2 separate regions of the Homo sapiens genome follow, and region 1 is linked to region 2. A link is a loop called in an ENCODE intact Hi-C map of the cell type or tissue named here. Cell type or tissue: IMR-90. All regions are shown on one strand. Links, peaks and the distances in the headings refer to the core of each region. The heading gives the core; the rest is flanking DNA.

Region 1 (10,500 bases), core at 830-8,829, 560 kb after region 2:
CTTCTTTGATAAACCTGGAGGATACTGTTCACACGCATCTTGCAGTCCCTTGATTCCCTAAGGATAGGAATATTCTTTTAGGTTACCTAAGACTCCTGCTTCTTTTTTTTTTTCTTTTTTCAAATTTTTAGACGGGATCTCACTCTCACTCAGGCTGGAGTGCAGTGGCACCATCTCTGCTCACTGCAGCCTCCCAGGCTCGAGATCTTCCCACTTTAACCTTCCCACAAGGTAGTTGGGACTATAGGAATGTGCCACCACTCCTGGCTTTTTTTTTTTTTTTTTTTTTTTTTTTTGTATTTTCTGTAGAGACAGGGTTTCGCCATGCTGCCCAGTCTGGTCTCGAACTCTTGGACTCAAGCAGTCTGCCTGCCTCAGCCTCCCGAAGCAATGAGATTACAGGCATGAGCCACCATGCCTGGTGATTCCTGCCATTTTTACACTAAGAACCTGTATCTTATTGCAAATGCATGAAGATGGCATCATTATATTGACAAACTTGATTCCATTCTAATTTTGTATTCACATAGGAACACACATTTGTGTGAAGTGAGTCACTCATTTATATCCTAATGTCTCAGATTCATCCTCTTCCCCCTTCCCCAGTAGCCCTCCAGTCTAAACCACCAGCATTTCCCTCTGGACCACAGCAACAGCTCCTTACTGGCCCCCCATTTCTCCTCCAAGGCTCTGTTACCTGCCAGATCCACTTTAGCCCACACCAACAGCATGAGTAAAGTAGGGGCACCAAAAGTGGTAAAAACTCAGCTTTGATGATCTGATTCAGAATTTTGAAACCAGAATTCTACTATTTAATGTTAGCATACACAGAAGGTTTATATTGTACACTTAGTGTTGTTTTTAATTGCAAAGGATGGAGGTAGGCAGTGTAATCTTTTCTGTTCTTATGGGCTTTAAAAATTCTTACTGTGATTCGAGCCTCCTCTCTGAATGATTTTTAGGATATGTGTGTCATCTCAACAGTCCCCTTCAGTGGCCCTTAGAATAAAACACACACCTCACCGTGTGCTGGGCCTGCACACTGTGGACCCCCTTTCTCCCAGCATCACCCCTCTGTGCTCTCCCACCTGCTCCCTCCACGTCAGCACCCAGTCCTCCTGTGTGCTCCAGTGCCATTGCCAGCTTTCCGCTTCTTCAGAGCTATGCATGTGTTATTCCCTCTTTCTAGAACAGTCTTCTGGCTGTCAGGAGGTTTGGCTCCAGCTTTTGCTTCAGGTGTCAGCCAGAATGTCATCTTTTTGCAGAAGCGTTTCCTGACCACCTGGCTGCTAGTTATTCTCAGTCTCAGCATCTTATGTTCTTTGTAACACATTGCCATTCGCATTTATTTTATTTTTTATTAATGTTATTAGCAGCTTGTTTTACTTGATTTTTAATGTCCCTTAACTAGAACCAGTGCTCTGTGAGAACAAGGTCCCCATTCGCCCTCTTAATTGTATTTCTAGTGCCTTAGGGCCCAGCAGAATGCCTGGCAAATAGTGGGGACTCAATATAATAACCCTCCTGCTTTGTTATTGATAAGGGATTATGTGTCTGCATGCCCCCCTCCCCCATGTTAGTTTTGAGGCCCCACTCACTTTAGAGCACTTTAGAATTATTTGTCAAATTCCAGTGAAGTTGAGGATGCAAACCTAGTCTTCACTTAGCATTGTAACTCAAGGTTGCCCTAGAAGGCACATTTGACATGAATTCTGCAAGTTGGAGGAAGAGCGCGACTTCTGAAGAGAACACCAATCCAGGAGGGCAGGAAGATACCCAGACTTTGGAATGTGCTGTCTGAAATTTTGACTGTGGAGAAGTGGAGTGGCTTTTCCCCAGGGTCCTGAGGCTTGAAAAAGTGTCCATTACCCTCTTTCAAAGGCTTAGAGGAGACATTCACAGCAGCTCTCCAGGCCTCCTGCTACCCAGATTGGTTTGCTGGCAGAGACTTGGCCATTGCCTTTTAGGACAGATCCCAGAAACAATCATGAAAGGAAGGGCGGTATGCCTCCACTTCATGTAGTTATCTCGTTTAATTGTCATGACTATCTTAGTTTGTTCGGGGTGCTATGATAAACTACCATAAACTGGGTAGCTTAAGTAGAAATTTATTTCTCACAGTTCTGGGGGCTGGGAAGTCTAAAAACAAGGTGCCTCTATTAGATGCTTGATGAGTGCCTGATTCATAGATGATGCCTTCTTGCTGTCCTTACATGGTGAAAGGGGCAGAGGAGCTTCTCTAGGCCTATTTTATAAGGGTGCTAATCTTATTTCTGAGGCTCTACCCTCCTGACCCAATCACTTCTTAAAGGCACAGCCTCCAAATACCATCACCTCAGGGGTTAGGTTTCACCATATGACTTTTGATGGGACACAGACATTCAGACTATAGCAGTGACAATCCTGTAGGCGAAATATCCTTATCTCCGTTTTATAGGTATGACAAAGCCCCAAGGGGTTAACTTGCTAGGAGTCACACAGTTGATAAATGTTGGAGCTGAGGATTGAAACCTCATGAGTGCATGTGTATTCCCTTCCCTTCCCTTTAGACTCTACTCTCTAATCTCAGTGCTGGCTATAAAGCTGGTGCCTTTTTCACTGTTGTGTTTCCAGTGTCTAAAACATTACCAACACAGAATAGCTATTCAACTTATGTCACGGGATTCTTCTGGTATTACAACGTGAATCTCTGCTTGTGAAGTCGTTGTTATTCTTCAGATAGAGGAATAAAGACTCATTTTTCCATCTGCCTGCTAGCATTGAAAACCCTTAGGCAGAATCTCCCCCACCCAACCTCTGTGGTCTAGCTGGCCCTGTCAAGCCTGCTAATAACCTCTCCAGTCTACTCTCTATTCTCAGTGGAGGAAGGTCAGTGGGTATCTGTTTTAGAAATGTTGTCAGTGGCTCAAATGTCTGTGACATGCCATTTGTTTAATCCCATGCTCCTGGATACTTGCTTGTACGCATTAGGTTGTGGGATCTTCTGCGTTTCAATTACTATACCCTGGAAGTTTATAAACCATAAGACTTACCAGATAGCAGACTGTTGGCTGTGTTAGCAGAGAGCTGTCCTGCGGTGGGACATGCATGCACACATGCCACACGTGTGCATGCATGGAAAGAGAGAGACAAACTCAACCACAAAAGTTGTACCTCTGCTTTGAGTTATTTTAATCTTCCTTCATTTGTTCAGCAAACACTTATGAATTGTCCTTGCATTAAAAAGTGCATCATGTCCTTCGAACCATATTTAGTATTAAATAGCAAAAGCGCATCACTGAGCTAGCATTCTTTTTAATAAAATAGTGATTGATCAAATGGCATTCACCTCATTTCTCTGTGTGGTGAGTGAGAGTATTTTCTTGCAGTCCATTTTCAGCATGCTGCTATTACTGCACCACTTAGCTTGATGCCAAATTGCAGTTGGCTCCATTCATTTCTGTTTACTGAGTAGCGCTGTAGTGATTAAATGTCACTGGGTACACCAAGTATACAAAAGTAATTAACCTAAAAGGACATGTTAGAATAAGGGTCAACAACCTCTTTAGCCCACAGTGCCACCAGCAAGACAGAGTATTGACAGAGGTATTGCTGGCAGGGCAAGGGCGGAGGGGGGAGTGTGGAGAACGGAAAAGAGAGAAGCGAATGGAAGGAGAAAGAGGGAGAGGGAAAGGTCAGAGAAACAGGAGCGATAGACCAGGACTCACAATTGTCTGAAATGGCAAGTAGAATGGAGCTAAGATATTTTTCATCAGTCCTTTATAATTTAGTTCTCTGACCTGTGATCTTTTGCTGGGGGAGGGTGAGAGATTAGATCATAACTGGACTTACCTTTCAACATTTTAGCACTGGTTAGTGGAGTGCTCTTGTCTGGTTAGACCAGAGTAATTTTGGCACATGCTTGGTGAATCAACCTGTTCTTCCAGTGTTTTTTGTTTCCTCAAAGTCTCCTGCATCTTAGATCTTGTTGTCATGTGAAAGCTCGAAATCGTTTCTGTAGAATGAACTGAAATTGTATCTCTTAAGTATCTATGTCTCATTTATTTTCATTCCTCAGCATACTGAAGTTACTATCAGTCACAACTGATACTAATAATGCTTTATGTTGCTTTACATAATAAAAATTTACGTAAAGCACCAGGTAGTCATCTATGACTTAAATATCAACCAATGTAAACATCTTCCTTAAAAAACAAGTATTATATCTGTCTGCCTTATATTTGGCTTTTTCTTTCATCATCTGTGTGTGGTGACTTACTAACCAGAAAAAAAAAAAAGCAGGGGGGAGGACTAAGGATGTTTTTCCTTTTACCACATACCTCCTTGGGGGATAAACATTTCAAGGAGCTCCCCAGGGTCACTATTCTCTAAATGAGCAGCACAGAAAAACTGCTGATGCGTGCATTCTTCCCTGGGTCTGTCAGGCAGGATTCCTTTAAATCCTGTCTTTTCAGTGGTCAGACTTAAGTAAGATTTGTTTCCCTGTGGTCACAGACAGCTGAGGAGTGTGTGATGAGAGACAAGGAAAGGGATAACCTGTTGAAAACTTTCCCTCTTATAGGAAAGATTAATTTCTATTACAATTTTTAAAAAGGTGGCCTTCATACATTTATCCAACAATGAATATTCATTGCATGCCCACCCAGTGGCCAGGACTGGGCACTGACCTTGGGGGAGGGGCCTGCATCCTTGATTGGTGAGGAGAGCAGCAGTGAAAAGGCACCAGCTTTAACTGTCTTTTCAACATAGTTCTGAAAATTATCTTGTCACCCTATTACTTTCAAAATTACTATTTTTGAAGGCTGCCTCCCTCCTTTGGTGTGCCTACAAATGCATATCTCACACACACACACACACACACACACCACTGTTCTTGTATTACAGGCATTATATTAAGCACTGAGGATGCAAAGAAATAAGACACAATAGTGCATGACCTTTAGGAATGCATAATCTCCTATCTTAATATAATGAACATAATATGGTAACATGAAGCATACATGAGCAGAACCAAGTTTTGTGCCCATTCATTTGTTCAGCAGCTGTCAATTAAAACACCGAAGTACTGGATTTTCGTGGTGATCCAAACGGGCGTGGTCCTTGCCTTCATGGAGCTTCTAGTCAAGTAGATGAGATAAATAATCAAAAGAGTAGCCACAGCCACAGTGCTGGGAAGGAAGCACACAAGGGAGTGTGTTAGAGATCGGCTGGAGGGAGCTCCTTGGATAGCATTACAGATAAGACCTTTCTGAAGATGTGACATTTAAGCTGAAACATAAAAGATGAAAAGATGCTAGCCACTCAGGCTGGGAAAGAGAGTTCTTGGCAGAAGTCTGCACAGAGGCTCTGAAGGATGAAAACGTTTGGGTTGTCTGATGCTCTGAGAAGGAAATTTTCAGATCAGATTGGAGAAGGTGGGCAGGAGCTAGATGACACCTGCTACTTATATCAAGTGTGAGATGTTTGTCTTATTGGGTGTTGATTTCTGTTGTGACTCTGAGAACTTTTAGACCTGTGTTGTCTGACATGGTAACCACAAGCCACATGTGGCTTTTCAGCAGCAGCAATGTGGCCAGTCCAAATTGAGGTGTACTGTTGTCAGTATAAAATGCACATCAGATTTTGAACAGTTAGTACTAAAAAAAATGTAAAATGTCACATAATTTTCATATTAATATGTGTATTGACATGGTATTTTTTGAAGTATTGGATTAAATAGATGACCACAGTTAATTTTACTGTTATACATTTAAAAAAATCTGACTATCCGAAAAGTGTAAAATACATAGGTGGTTCACATTATATTTCTGTCTGTCAGCGCCATTCTAAAGAATAACTTTAATATTTTAATGAAGGCCCTTAAGACCAATCAGTTAAGCGATAATTGAAAACTGTTTAGCCCTTTTGTGGTGATATGAAGAAGACCAGAGTTCCTGATTAGCGACCTTAAAACTTATTAGGCAGCCTTCCTTTAAATTGATATATTGTCATTTCTTTCTTTGTTCCTGTTGTATTACCCTCAGACATTGTATAGAGTATATTTGCATACAGAATACATAAGAATATATATGAGAATCTGTGGAGTTAACACTCTTTGGAAAAAAAAGTTTAGCCTTTCAAATAGATTAAAGCAGTTTACTGGAAAAAAAAAATAGCAACATGAAAAGACTTTCTTTTCTAATAAATGTTAATAGTTACTAAAATGAAGATTCTGGTCCATTAAGATACAGCTTGCCAAGTCCTAAAGCTTAGTAACTTATTTCTCTGAGCTGTTACCCTACTTCAGCTTTGTCAAAGCAGCTGTTATGCTTGTGTTGATATTTTCATTCAAAAACAGAGCACAGTGCAGGGATAGGTATAAAGCCAGTGCACCTTCCGTGAACATCCAGGAAAGAGATTTTTGCCAACCCTCTCCACTTTTGTTTTTAGGGCAGTCAAACTCATGTACCACATGAGATTTGCCAGTGAGACTTAGTAACATTGGTTATAAAGCAGTAGGTGAATGAGTGGTTTATGATATGTTTTACAGGTCATATACTGAAAAAAATAATTCCAGAAGAAAGTGGCCAGTGCATGTAACTGTAATTTACAGAGTTAGCATACAAGATTTATAGAATTTGTATTAAGGAGAGCGAGAATTCTTGCTGGAGAACAAATGGACACAGAAATGTTAGACTTTGCAAACTTTGAGGAGGTCCATTGGATTGAAAAGTGCGAAATGACTTTGGGGTGATAGGTAGTTTAAACGATGAACACAATACAAAGTTGTATGCAGTTGGCAATTTTTATTACAATTTCTGTTAGACTGTTAATACCATGCCATCTCTAATGATCAGGAGAGGGATTACTTGATTAATTCAGCTTGTACTTTGGATTCTTCTCTCCATCAGTGGTGAGGGGTTGTACTTGTTCCAACTCATTCATCTACTTTCTTCCTTGTGTGGCCCAACACTTGCACCACATGCAGACTAGCTTTCAAGAGAGGGCAACTAAGCTCCCTACATAAGAATCAACCCTGTGTCTTTGGCATCAAAGCATCATGTCCCAGCAGCTCAGTTTGTCAGCTAAAGTAACTGTGTTCAATGAAATTTCTGGGGTGGAGCCAATAGCTTTATTCCAGGAAGAGGAAGCAACAGTGAAGAAACCCCCGAGAGGACATTAAGATAATGTTCTAATTTAAAATCAATTTTATTGATATCTTATAAATTATTAGAGCGTTTTATACTGACCAAGCAATACATAATGCTGAGGCCATGAAAACAGAACATGAATGAATTAATATTGAAGTGCTGTATTTTCTACTACACATGAAGAAAAAAATATGTAATACTTTTGTATCCTAAGTATTTTGACTCAAGGAGCCCTACTGAAAAACAAGGTGTATATTTCATTCTTCAAGGTGTGTATTAATATTTTATTCAAGACATTTCATGTGTTTCTGTACTTAGTGGGTTAAATACTTGTTGAATGAGTCCATAAGCAGACAAAAAATATGCGGTTGTTTCCACATTTGCCAAAAGGGAATAGCTGTCTATGGGGGCTTACTAGTACTAGATGCTAGGTTGAATTCTTCTTTATCCTTATGGCAACTTACAAGGAAGTGCTGCTAACACCCTCGTCTTACCTACTGGAGAAATGGAAGCTTAAAGAGGTTCATGAATTTTCCCAAGGTCACATAGCAAGTGTTACAGCCTGGTCTTGAACCCAAGGCTGTCTGACTTTTATACCTGTAGCATAACCATTGTAGACACTGCCTCTCTTCTGTTATTCTTCTGACTGTTGGTTCCTCTGGTTTGATAATATTTTGATTACCTGCAAAAGAAATTTACCTTGATCCAGGTTTCTCTTACCAGTAGAGAAGCAGAGACAAAAACAATAGAACATTTTAAAGAATATATTGTTCATGAAATGTTACAGAAGGTGAAACATTTGTTAAGAATAGATTCATTACTTTATATGGAGATTATATTAAATCTTCTTTTAACAAGGGCAGGGCTTTAGAAAGTCCCAGTCATTTTTGAAGGTGAGTTTTGATTTATGTTAATTTGAAAAAAGCAAGTTCTGTGAGAGTTTTATACAGATTGTGCTTTTAATGACTTCCTTAATCAAGCAGGTTATAAAAAAGAAAAACCTCTTACTGTGATGAGCAGTAAACTGACACCAGTGACTGGCTCAGTCAGAGCTCTACTATATTCAAGTTTTTTACCACCAGCATGCTATAAATTTTAAGTTCATTTACATAAATTTACATGTGTTATGTGTTAGTATGTGAGACTTGTGCATTTTGACCAAGTAATTTTCATTTTAAAGGTTTTATATTTACTTTTTTCCAATTGAGGATTATTTCTTATATATATATACATATATATATATATATGTATATCCTGGTGGTTTCCCTGTAAATGAGATAATAATATGTTAAAATGTTTTATCAGTTATAAAGAGCTCAATGAATGGGAAAATAAACATTTTGTGTAATTCTGTACAATAAAATCCAAGCAGAACTAGCTGGGTTATGGTACAACAGTAGTTTGATGTACGTAGGTTTATTCAGGATATTACTTTCCAAACTTACTCAAAGTAGTTCCAAAAAAACAGAAATACAGTGCTTTGTGGTCTGGTGAACATGATCAACTCTTTGGATGATTCATGACTATAGAGTCACCAGTGTTCATTTTTATTTTTGACATGGGTCTTTTGCTTTTCTAAGGGGTTGCAGAGGAAAATATGATTGAGGACTTTGGTTATGGCATCAGTAAAGGATCTACAGGGGCCTTCTTCAGCTTTCTGTCTTCTGTGCCTCCACCCCTGTCCCCATCACCAAAAACAAACTCAACTTGAATCGTCCCTGACTCTGATTAATGTTTGAGAATTCCTATAGTGACTGAACTATAGTTAAGAGTAACTATAATTTATCGTCTAAACTTGGCCATTTTTGAGAGTGAAGGGAAGTCTGGACAACAGGTGTAGAAAGGGCAAACCAGGACTTGCAATTACCCTTGACATATTTTAGTGGTACCTTCTGACTCCTCATTATCCCATTTATCTGTTTGAAAACTGATTTACCCTTTTGTACCGTGTGGATACGATTTTTGAAGGCCATAGCTGATGAGCAAACAAGCCATAACGAATGAGTTTTAGGCTGCTTGATCATGGTTTCCATGCGACCTTTAGCATGTTCTTTCTGGTTGTTATCGTCTATGGGCAGGGAAGTCTAAGCACTGCACCTGTGTGAATGGAAAGCAAAATTGGCATGGTGTGCATTTGAAATCAAATTAGAAAGTCCATTGTGGAGATGGTATTTGCAGTCTTGCCTCTGTGCAGTATTGAACCAAAACCTTATCGTGATTGTTGAAAGGAGAAAAGTTTTGGTGAATAGTAGCATATTAAAACCCTATAATTATGGGGCATCAGAATATCTATGCTGGGGGAAGTCCTACACAAATGTCTAGAAAAGACCTAACATAAGGTTTAAAATAGAAGATCCACACTAGGTCACCATCCCAATCTCTAAAGTAAGTAGAATCAACTGGAGTCCAGTATACAGTGATAGGACTAAGTTGCACTGTTGAGGGGCTAGGCTATGTGCCTGGGACTGCGCGTTGTACTTTATGTGGATTATTTTTCTTGGTCTTCAAAGCAGCCCGTGGGGCTGAGAATGGTGTGTTGTTACCCCAGACTAAAGAGAGGCTGAGACTAAGCAACATCCCTTACGGCTATTAAGTGAAGACTCTAGACTCACACCAGGCAGTCTGACTCCAGAGAGATGCTCTTGCCTGCTATTAAAATCTGTGCTCCCTGTTATTAAAATTAGCTAATTATAACAACAGCATCTTCTTTTGGAGGGGGAAGTTACTTTATAGAAGTCTTTCTCATACATTGTCATCTTTGATCTTGAGGTGGCAGAGGAGTAAAGGTGGAGGGGTGGGGCCTTCCCTTTCAAGTTGCTGGAGGTGTCAGTTTTCCATCTGACTTGGTCAACAGCCCTAGTAAAGTCTGGGATGGTCTTTAATCTAGGAACTAGAATCTTCTCATAGTGAAATTAGAACCTGATTATAGCTTTTTAAAGCTTACCTTTTGCTACCAAAGCAATTGGGGTTTCCATGTAATAAGTCTTTTAATCCTTTAGTATTTTTTTCTTGGTTTCTCCTTGTTTTCCTGCTCTTTTTCTTAAACAGATCTACCCTGTTCTTTTTAAATATCCCAGCATAAGTGTTTACTTTTAAAATCCAGAGCTTTACTAAACATTCACATTCAGGGTATTTTGCTTTCTCTGGATCAGCCATTGCTTGTGACCGTGACTCTCCAATCATAACAGATTTGCTGAGATACACACACACATACACACACACACGCACACTCAAACTGTAGTGAGAAAGACTTGTGTTTAATCCTTCTAAATTTGTAGATTTATAGGGTCACAATGCAGCTTCAGTAAGTTTCTTATGTAGTAAACTTGAGAAATATCTAAATTGAGCTTTTAAAATAATAATAGAGAAA
Region 2 (10,500 bases), core at 1,121-9,120:
CATAAGGAAAGCTTTGAGGAAGAGGTGAGATTTGAGCTGGCTTTTGAAATTGTGTGTGTAATGTGACAATAATGGTAATGATATCCGTCTGGATTCTGTCTACTAGGCCTAAAAACCAGGTGAGAAATCCCTGAGGTGCCAGGGATTTGTTCAGCAAAGAACACATTCACCATGCTAAATGCTTCTATGTGGAGGGCTTTCATGTAGAAGAGTGTTCTCCAAGTGGAGTTCCTAGACCAGCGGCATCTCCATCATCTGAGCCTTGTAAGAAATATTCATGTTCAGGCTCCAACCCAGACCTACAGATTCGGGTGCTCTGGAAATGGGGCCCAGCAATATGTGGTTTTAAGCCCTCTGCGTGATTCTGATGCACGCTCAAATTTGAGAACCACTGATTTCAAGTGGTTCTTAAGGTATACTTTACCTGGATGCTATAGACTGAATATTTGCGTCTCCCCAAAATTCATATATTGAAATCCTAATTCCCAATGTGGTAGTCTAAGGAGGTGGGGCCTTTGGGAGATGATTATGTCATGGGGGTGAAGACCTTATGAATGGGATCAATGTCCTTATAAAAGAGGCCCCCTGTAATTCCAGCACTTTGGGAGGCCGAGGCGGGTGGATCACAAGATCAGGAGTTTGAGACCAGCCTGGCCAATATGGTGAAACCCCGTCTCTACTAAAAATACAAAACTTAGCCAGGTGTGGTGGCGGATGCCTGTAGTTCCAGCTACTTGGGAGACTGAGGCAGGAGAATCACTTGAACCCAGGAGGTGGAGGTTGCAGTGAGCCGAGATCGTGCCACCATACTCCAGCCTGGGTGACAGAGTGAGACTCTGTCTCAAAAGAAAAAAAGAAAAAAAAAACAGACCCCAGAGAGATCCCTTGCTCCTTCCACCACATGAAGACAGAGCAAGAAAATGGCCATGGAAGAGCCAGGAAGCAGGCCCTCACCAGACACTAAATTTGCCTACAATTTGATCTTAGATGTCTCAAGCTCTAGACCTCTGAGAAATACATTTCTATTGTTTATAAGTCACCCAGTCTATTGTATTTTGTTATAGCAGCCCAAACTGACTAAGACACTAAATGTTCATAAGCTTGAATGAGGAAAAAAAATCCATTTTTATTTTCACTAACCTCTAACCAAAATTTAACATTTTCTTCCATTATGAAGGTGGGCCACAAACCAGAGTGGCATGTAGCAGTTTATGTTGCCAATAGAAATCAGAGATATTTTTCTGCCACATTTTAGGGGTTGCAGATATCTGAAAATACCACTAACGCTTATTACTACTTTGAAATTATAATCATTATTAGGCCTGCTGCCAGACATTATTATTAAGGTGTTAGAGAAAGACAGGTATTACTGTATCTCAAAATTTAAAAAATATTTTGATAACTGCATTTTATCATAATTGATTTCCTTTGCAAGTCTATATATTTTATTTTCTGTATTTAAACATGAATCCTTGGAAGAAGACCAGAGGCTTCACTGGACTCGGAAGGAGGGCATAGCACATTAAAATGTAAACCCCTGAACTAGGAGTAACACAGGTGTCTCTTGCTGCACCCCTCACTCACTGATACCAGCAAGAAGAACAGTGATGATCTGAGTGATGAGAGTTCTAAAATCAGCAGGAAAAGCCTGACTCCAGCCCTTCCCTTTCCCTCTTCCCACACCTGCCTGGGTGCAGGGCTTTAGTGCTGGTCTGCCCTCAGACATGGTATCAGGGCTTGGAGGTGGGTGGTTTAACTCTGTCCCTGATTGGTATGTCCATCTTTTTCTGAGCTGAAGTACCAGAAAGCCCATATGGGCATAGATCTAATGCCATATCGCCAATTCAGCTCTGACCTCTCACAAAGCTAATATTTTGATCTCCATCTGTCTGTTCCACATCTGTTTCTTAATTGGTTTAAAACTCCGGCCGCACAGAAAAGTACCATTTGTTGGCCCTCTAAAACTTGGCCAGCCTGAAAGTCTCTCTCCATCTCTTATTTTTCTGCTGGGAATACACTACAGTGAAGGAGGCAGTGCAGGAAAATGGGCAGCTCCGCTTCCTCCCAGGAGGTTTCTTAATTGTTCCTTAAGTCGCATTGGTACCAGATGCCAGACAAAAGCTTGAAGCAAGGTACTTCCTTCTTGGTTGTCCCAGAATCAGAGCTATAAATTCGTTGGGTCATTGCCCTTTAAAAGAGGAGGAAAATATGAGGTGATAATAGTCAAGGTCATTGTTGTGAATCCAAAGAATTCTGTAAACCAGCTGTAAAGATTCTTCCTTAGCCACTGGGCATAGAGCCTAACACAGCTCTACAGACACTGGCAGATTTTCTAGATCTTCAGATCAGACTTTTTCCCTAAGCAGCTCGTTTCTCTTTGCCACTATTAACCTGTTAGATGAAATATAGCTAACCTTATTATGAACTAAAACAGAGAAATCGTGATTAGAACATTTAGCTATGCTATGCAAGGACATAAAGGCAACCAAAATGTTGTCACGATATTTCTTTTATTTTTTGAAATAAGAGAAATAAAACTTTATTCTAAAGCTGCAGAAAATGTGGGAGGTAAAAATATTTCAGCATTTTAGTATTTTTCCCCTACACAAAATTATCAGGATGCCATTTTTTTTAATTATACGTTAAGTTTTAGGGTACATGTGCACAACGTGCAGGTTTGTTACATATGTATACATGTGCCATATTGGTGTGCTGCACCCATTAACTCGTCATTAACATTAAGTATATCTCCTAATGCTATCCCTCCCCACTTCCCCCACCCCACAACAGGCCCCGGTGTGTGATGTTCCCTTTCCTGTGTCCAAGTGTTCTCATTGTTCAATTCCAAGGGTCCCCAAACCAGCTTCCTTCCATACTAACATCTCCTACTTGTTGACACACTTCAGGTGAATAAGGCCCTAGGGTGATGACTTTTCTTGTGTTGTACACAATAATGCTATGAGTTGGAATCACCATTAACCCTCTTTTATAGATGAGAGCACTGAGTTTCCTTTGAAACTGTCCTGAAGATTCCTGCTAAGGTGCTGAGAAATGCCAAAACTGTTCTGTTCCAAGTCTGTTCTTGGAACATTCCCAAGGTCATCAAAAATGGTGGATCTGGGATTTAAATCCAGGCCTGGGCACCAGAAAGCCCAGGATCTCAGCTACTGTCAGAGAGATGAGTCTGCTCTTTGTTTACCTCTGTTCCAGCATCCCTCTCCTAGCTGTCTTGTTGTACCTACCATTCAGAATCCATGAAAATTTAGGGTGCCCATCTCCATGTGTGTTCACAAGGTATCTATTATAATTGAAACCTCATAACAACCATGTTAGATGAGTCAGGTTATCACCTTGATGTTACAGATGAGCAAACTGAGACTTAGGAAGTAGAAGAAAGTTTCTCCAGATCAAACCACAGAGCTAATACAGCACCAGAGCTGACATATGAACCCCAGCCTTCACTTAAGTTAAAACTTTATAAATTCCGGTAAAAGACTCTGGTGGCATGGATATTTTATCTACAGCATCTCAGCCCGGCTAATCTTGTTGGAGCTAGCTAGCAGGACACACAGAAGGACACAGGTCGTGTAGCTTCAATGCACTGGGCTGCCATTGCTTTTTGGGCTTTCAGTCTACCTGCATTTCCAATGAGAATATTCATTTGTTTTCTCCATATCCTAGTAAATTCTTCAGATTCTTATTTTAAGCAACAACTTTCTGTAACATAATGATAGCATTTCTGCACACAGCACATAGCCCTTTCTGAATTTTGAATAAAAAGACTGATATAATTGTCAAATCTCCCCATCCTGATGAAAAGAGAAGGCTAGGAGGACAGACTTGGAACAGAACAGCTTTGACATTTGTCAGCTCATTAGCAGGAACCTTCAGGACACATTTCCACTCTTGGTGGTCAGTCGCACTCAGTGTTAACACAAAGGGACTGGCCCTCTAGGCATAGAAGAAACTTTATTTTCCCATTAAAATATAATTGCATAAAGAGATTTGGAATTAAAGCCAAAATTGGGCTTGCCAGACATAAAACATATCATGCTTAGTTTGACTACTTAAGGGGTAACAACTGCTGTTTTGAGCAACAGTTCTTTGGGGCCATTCTTTGCATAGAAATATTCAACATAATCTTTAATTGTGCTAAGTGGTGTGAAGGGGAAACCAGCTTCAAGGCTAATATGATAATGAGTATTATCTGAGAGACCAGAAAAAAGGCGGTTCGGAATATAATCTTTCATGCTTTTTTGTTGTTGTTCAGCTAAAAATAAAAGCCTCGTTAAAGAGAGTTTTAAATGAATTATACTTCTCCATTTCTCTCACAATTAATTTTTGTGCAGCCCAATTGCAATTTGCAATTCTGATGCTTTTACCCTGAGCAGAGCAGCGTAAATTGGTTGGAAAACGGCAGAGGGCAGTGCTGAGCTGAAGCTGGCTCTGGAAACTTGCTTCTGGCTATAAAATTGTGCCTGTTATTAGATGAAATCTTAGGACTAACTTAGCCACAGAGGAAATTAAACTGCTAATTATGTGTGTCTAAATCACTAAAAATGGGTCCAGTTGTTGCTCAAGATTTCAGAAACACCCACCTCTTCTCTTTCTATTTAAAATATGTAATTATGCCTGGAAATAGTACCTATTAACAATTTTATACAAATTTTAAAAATCTTTTAGAGTTATCTGTTTGCATAGCTTGTCAATTGCTTGGTAAATAAACAAAAGATTGGTGGTTTTAGTTTCGTGGGGTTTTTAATTGTTCATGTCCATGTCTTCATCGGGGTACTCCATGTTCAGGTACGTAGAGTAGAGTTCCAATGGATTCAGACAAAATAACCACATTATTTTTATAGCACTTTCTCAAAAACAGATTTCTATAGAGGCAAGCATTTCCAAGATTTGGAGAGAAACTGATTCTAATTTGGGGACAAAAAGCAACAATGATGGCATAAATGCCTGTATGCATTTAGGAAAGTGAGGTCATTGTAAATTTTCCTCATGATCAGGAAAAACAACAAACAAACAAACAAAACAAAACAAAACAAAACCAGACATCTCAGAGTAAATGTGGAGTCCATGACCAGCAAAGACCATTTTAGGTTCCTTGTGCTGTGCCAGGCAGCCTGGTGGCTGTCCATAGATGATCAGATAAGCAAAAGGGAAAGAAATTTGATACAAAGTCTTAACAAAATATGACTGGAAACTGAAAGTGAATATATATGCTATGTTGAATAATTTGAGTAATTTGCATGGTTCAGGGCCTTTAGTTTGCAAATAGTTTTTCATGTATTATATATCTCTTTTAAGGCCTTACTACTCACAGTATGTTCCCTAGACCAGTTTCATCACTTGGAAGCTTGTTAGAGATGCAGAATCGTCATCTGCTAAGTCAGAGTCTGTATTTTAATAGGTCTATAGATGATTTGGTTGCACCCTTATGTTTGAGAAACACTATTTTAGGGTTCTATTTCCAATAATTTGCTTTCCCTGAAAGGGGCATCCCTTCTACTTTTAGTATAGAGATGGTTCATAAAGCCTAGAACAGCAAACTGTCATTTAGAATCAATTATAAGAAGTCCCATTTGTGGTTGTAGTTGTTTTCCTCTTTGCAACAAATAAAGACTTTTACCATCTGTAAAGAATGCTTTTTTCCAGCTGGTTTTATCTGGACCTAAAACATCAGCTGGTCATTATTTGAAGAGAACCCGGGAAGAATGAATGCACTCAGATGACATGGTATTTGCATATTCCTTTTCAGGGTTTCTTGTCATGCTGAGGATGGTGGATGTCATAGTTCGCCACCCCTCCCATTGGCTTAGCCCTCCAAGCTCATTCTATGCCATTTACAGGTTTCACAAAAGGCTGATAATGACCTATGTTACTTATCCATCAAGAGCTATGAACCAGAAGCTTCCTGCCCCCATTCACCCCTTCCTGGAGCAAGAAGGGCAGCATGGTTAGGTCAGCCAATCAGAGTAATGAGGCTCTCCTGCTTGGCAAAGTGAGATTAATCTAAATCAATACTTTCCACCTTGGCAATTTTAACTAATTCCCTCAGGAAAGTACAAGAGCTACTGAAACCCCTACAGTCTTTGCAAACCTCCTGGTAAGGCAAGGCAGGTAATACCTTTTAAGCTTGTTAATGTCTTATCCCGCTGCGTTCTACAACTGACTCAAAGAATAGCTGTGACTCCTCAAACCAGAATTACAAGGAAATGCAGCTTTCAGGGAGGAAGACCAAAAGTCCAGAGCTACACAGCGGATGGCTTTATTCTGTGGTGATAGCTCCTCAACTGCCTTGATTAAACTGCTTCCCACATTGTCTTTCTGCCTCTGTCCCAGTAATCATCAGAGAATCTAAGCTGCCAGGATTCGAGGGCTGCTCTCAGATAGTCAGGCTGCAGATTAGAGAGGCTTCCTTTTTCCCCAAACACATATGCTTTCCCATGCGCAGTCTGCAGGGACAGCGCCAAGAGGTGGTCTGGGTAGAGAGCAGCTCAGGTGTGTCAGAGATCCTGGGAGCTTAGGGAGCCTCACTCCTCTAGGGCAGTAACAGTGTGAACACCTGAGGCTCACTCAACAGGAAGGGTTCCCTGGATAACATAGCAGGGCTTCTCAGAGGACCTCTCCCTTCCACCTTCAGCAAAAGAAAAGGTCTTGCTTAATGCAGGCACAGCTTACTTGGTTTATCAAACAGAAGCTGCAGTGGAAACAGACTATAAAGTTTTTATTTGACTTTGTGTGCACTGACCTAGGACTTTTCCCTGAAATTTTCCTCTAACTTTTTAGTGGGAATAAATTGTCAACAGTGGTAAAAAGAAAAGTGCCTTTGCACGCAGAACAAGGTATTTATCCACAAGCCTTTGAAGATTTTTGTTTGTTGGGTTTTCTTTTTTCCATTTTTGTTTTTAAAGTCAGGTTTATTGAGTTATAATTTACATACGGTAAAATCCATCCTTTTAGATGTACAGTTCTATGACTTTTGACATGAATGCCAGCACAATCAAGACATAGAAAATGTTCACTAACCCCCAAAATCTCTGACAATCCTTTGTAGTCAAACTTCACCATCCCCAAGCCCAATCTTGGGCAACCATTGATCTTATTTCTGTCCCTACAGTGTTATCTTTAGTCCGGAGAGGTTTATTTTAAATTTTTTTTTTTTTTTTTTGACAACAGAAAAGCCCTCCTTTTTCACAGTAAGGAGGTCCAATTAGTGTAATAAGATGTAGTCAAGAGGGCCACTCTGGAGTCAGAAAAATGCAGGTTTCAATCCTGGCTCTGCCCCTTGCTCACACTGATTTGAGATATATTACTTCATTTAGCCAAGCCTCAGTTTTCTCATCTGTTAAATGGCATAACAATAATCAGCAACAGTTATTGAATACTACATTATTTGGTAGACTTGTTTAAATCTCTGTGAGATGCCACCTTACTGATACAATGACTAATTTTTATCTTTCATGTTACTTTCCACTTTTTTTTTTTTTTTTTTGAGACGGAGTATTGCTCTGTCGCCCAGGCTGGAGTGCAGTGGCGCGATCTCGGCTCACTACAAGCTCCGCCTCCTGGGTTCACGCCATTCTCCTGCCTCAGCCTCCCGAGTAGCTGGGACTACAGGTGCTTGCCACCAAGGCTGGCTAATTTTTTTTTTTTTTTTTGTATTTTTTAGTAGAGACGGCGCTTCACCGTGTTAGCCAGGATGGTCTCGATCTCCTGACCTCGTGATCCGCCCGCCTCAGCCTCCCAAAGTGCTGGGATTACAGGCGTGAGCCACCGCGCCCGGCCACTTTCCACTTTCTAATATGGACAGTAGTCTCTCCATAGGTTACGGCAGTAATCTTCCTGTCCACATCCACATTACAGGGTGGGGTAGGGATCCCCAGTCACACAAGTTTGATCCTCCCAATACCTATCAGAGTACATAACAGCTATGCAGAGCACACACATTAAATAAGGGAAAATTTAACATGGTACTGAAAAATAAACACATCCACATTTGTTGCTACATATGTAGGTATTCATAAATGATTTACATTAATGTCATGTGTTTTTAAAATTTACATAAGTGATATACTTTTTGCATCCTTTTGTGACTTTTTCCATTTAGTGTTTTTTTTTTTTTAAGTCTATCTATATTTGACTACTAAATTGTATTCCTTTTCATGGGTAAATCAGTCTATTTATCCATTCTGCTATCCAGAATGCCCATGTTTTTGCTGTAGACATTTCCTTGAATAGGAATAATATTCACCAAGTTAGGGACTGGTTTCCTTTGGAAAGCAAAGGAGAGAGGAGAAAAAGAGACAGGTAGGGGACTTTAGCTGTAGCCATAAATATTGTTTCTTTTTTTTTTTTTTAGGGGAATGCAGCTGTGGAGCAATCCATCTAGCAAATTGTTAGTATCTGTCTGTTAATTTTGGGTGAAGAATTCATAAGTGTTCATTATTTCTCTATTCTATTTTAAATTATTTTATAATTAAATATAAAAAAATTAACACATACCAAAAAAACAATGGATATGGTTCTATCCTGGAATTCATAATCTTTACTAATGGCACTGAACTTGTCCTATTGCATTTTTCATAAATAACAAAAAATTCCCACAATCAAGGTGAGATACTTATGACATATACCTAGCTAGTTTGGTCATAAGAAGTCAAGAGTCAAGCTTTTCCCCAGTAAGTGCCACTCCATCAACCATGGTAGCTAGGCTCTGCCTGGTCTTCCTGTAAGAATCCAGTTGCATTTTTTCCTGTTGGTTTTGCTGTAGTTAGAAGCAGTGAGTTTGTGTGCTAAGAAATATACACAGGACTCCTCTAAAAATAACTAGATGAGTTTTGTGTATTTAAGAGAAAAGGGTTATGAGGCACCTAGTAATTCATCTGATCAAACTCTTCACTGTTAGCAGGATTTGGCTAATACAGGGCACCTAGGGAATAAGCATGCTTTTTCCTTCATTTCACTCATCTTTTACAAAATAAATCGAACTTGCCTTTGGACAGGAAATAGCTAAGCTTTGGAAATAGTTGTGAGGCTTATCCCATTCTTTCATTTTAATGACTTTCCCTGGTATTTAATCCCATCTTCCCCTTCTTCTGTGACAACACTTATTAGTATGCTCTTCAGATAGCCGTGGAAACAAACAAGGCTATCAAAATACAGCTCACACCAAGTTCTCCGGGCTGAGGTGGCAAGTGGGCGTGTTTCCCTGCCCCCTTGTGGCTTGATTACAGAATTCCTGCTATGCTCACCCCCCACAGCTCATTACCTTGCCTCTTACATAACATGGGGAGAATGAGAGGGTTAAGATTCTGCTCTGCCACTTGCTGCAGAATAGATGGCTACTCTATTAGCGACCGGGCTTTATCATACTTGATAGCATTTGCTTCTTCAGGGACTGATGGCTCCAAAACACTTCTGATCAAGATGGCCTGAGAAGGTCTGAGGTTGTATTTTTCATGTGGAAAGACCAAGTGTGCAAAATAGGTAATGGGCTGGACCAGTAGTCACCTGAGAATAGCCATGACTTTGGAAGGCAACCTTTCCATTGGAATTTGTGACATGATCTCCAAGATAAATCCTGCTTGTCAGAACCAACCAGTAATTATTTTGCAACAATTGAGGTTAAATATTGTGAGCATGCCTATTAAGTGGGATTTTGAGCTGAGTGGGATGTGTAATACCATGTAGAGTGAAATAGAGCTTGCTATCATTAAGAAGTAAAGGGAAAATTTTAATGTTAAGCAAAGACCAAAGAAGATTTCATGGATCAACTGTCATGCAAGATCTTTAATACAGGGCAGAGAAAAGAGCAAATCAGGGCAATAAATAGTTCTCAAACTGTGACAGTACTGAAAATCAATCAAGTGTGATTATCACTGAACTTAGTTCCTTGAAGTGTGCTTCCGAATTTCTCTTTGGCAAGAATGGGTTGCAAATGCAATCACTGCCCTAGGATTTTAAAAAAATCACATATGTTGGGTCATTTCCATTTTACAGACGGAAATCTAAGTTACAAATGAATTGAGATTATTTGTTACAGATCTCATAGTAAATCAGTAGCAGAACAGCAAATAGAATCGAGAGTATTTTGTGCTTTAGATAAGAATTCTTGTCTCCAGAGCAGACTCTCTCTGTAGCCGTAATGAATTGCTTCATTGCTTCCTAATGCACCATGTGTCTTAGTCAACTTGTCCTTCTAGGCTCCTGGAAGCACCAGGTCACTGTGTCACAAGGCAATGTCAAAATGTCACAATGATATCAGCTGGGTGATGACAACAGGGATGCAAGCCAAGGGGTACAGAAACAAATCAACACTTCTGTTGTGCAGCATATAGATGGCATTATTTTCCGTATCAATATACAAAAAAGCTGCTTGGGGATAACATAGAAACTAAAATTAAAAATGAATCTGTACCTCCCATGGTAACATGGTTTATCATCTATTTGCTAGCCTCGGCTTTCCATCAGCCATTCATACTTGATTTATAG

The links. A loop is a pair of places that touch in the nucleus more often than their neighbours do. Peaks named below come from ENCODE experiments on the same cell type or tissue, not always from the same donor. Only the 100,000 strongest peaks of a DNase experiment are listed, where the experiment ranks them.
Region 1: it touches region 2 in a loop (2.8-fold over the local background); 2 of 110 quality-filtered maps call a loop at or near these places.

What each region holds. Positions count from the first base shown.
Region 1 is chr9:79,690,512-79,701,011 of GRCh38, forward strand. The region is part of intron 8 of TLE4 (TLE family member 4, transcriptional corepressor); the gene reads left to right. Among named protein-coding and RNA genes, the nearest start is that of TLE4, 120 kb to the left of the region's middle. In IMR-90, for the core only: no CTCF peak of the experiment used is centred there; a DNase peak (open chromatin) is centred at 4,380.
Region 2 is chr9:79,125,653-79,136,152 of GRCh38, forward strand. LOC101927450 (a long non-coding RNA gene) reads right to left here. Exons shown (of 5, transcript NR_109771.1): 5 at 9,770-10,500. Among named protein-coding and RNA genes, the nearest start is that of LNCARSR, 440 kb to the right of the region's middle. In IMR-90, for the core only: a CTCF peak has its summit at 4,421 (motif pointing right); a DNase peak (open chromatin) is centred at 4,429.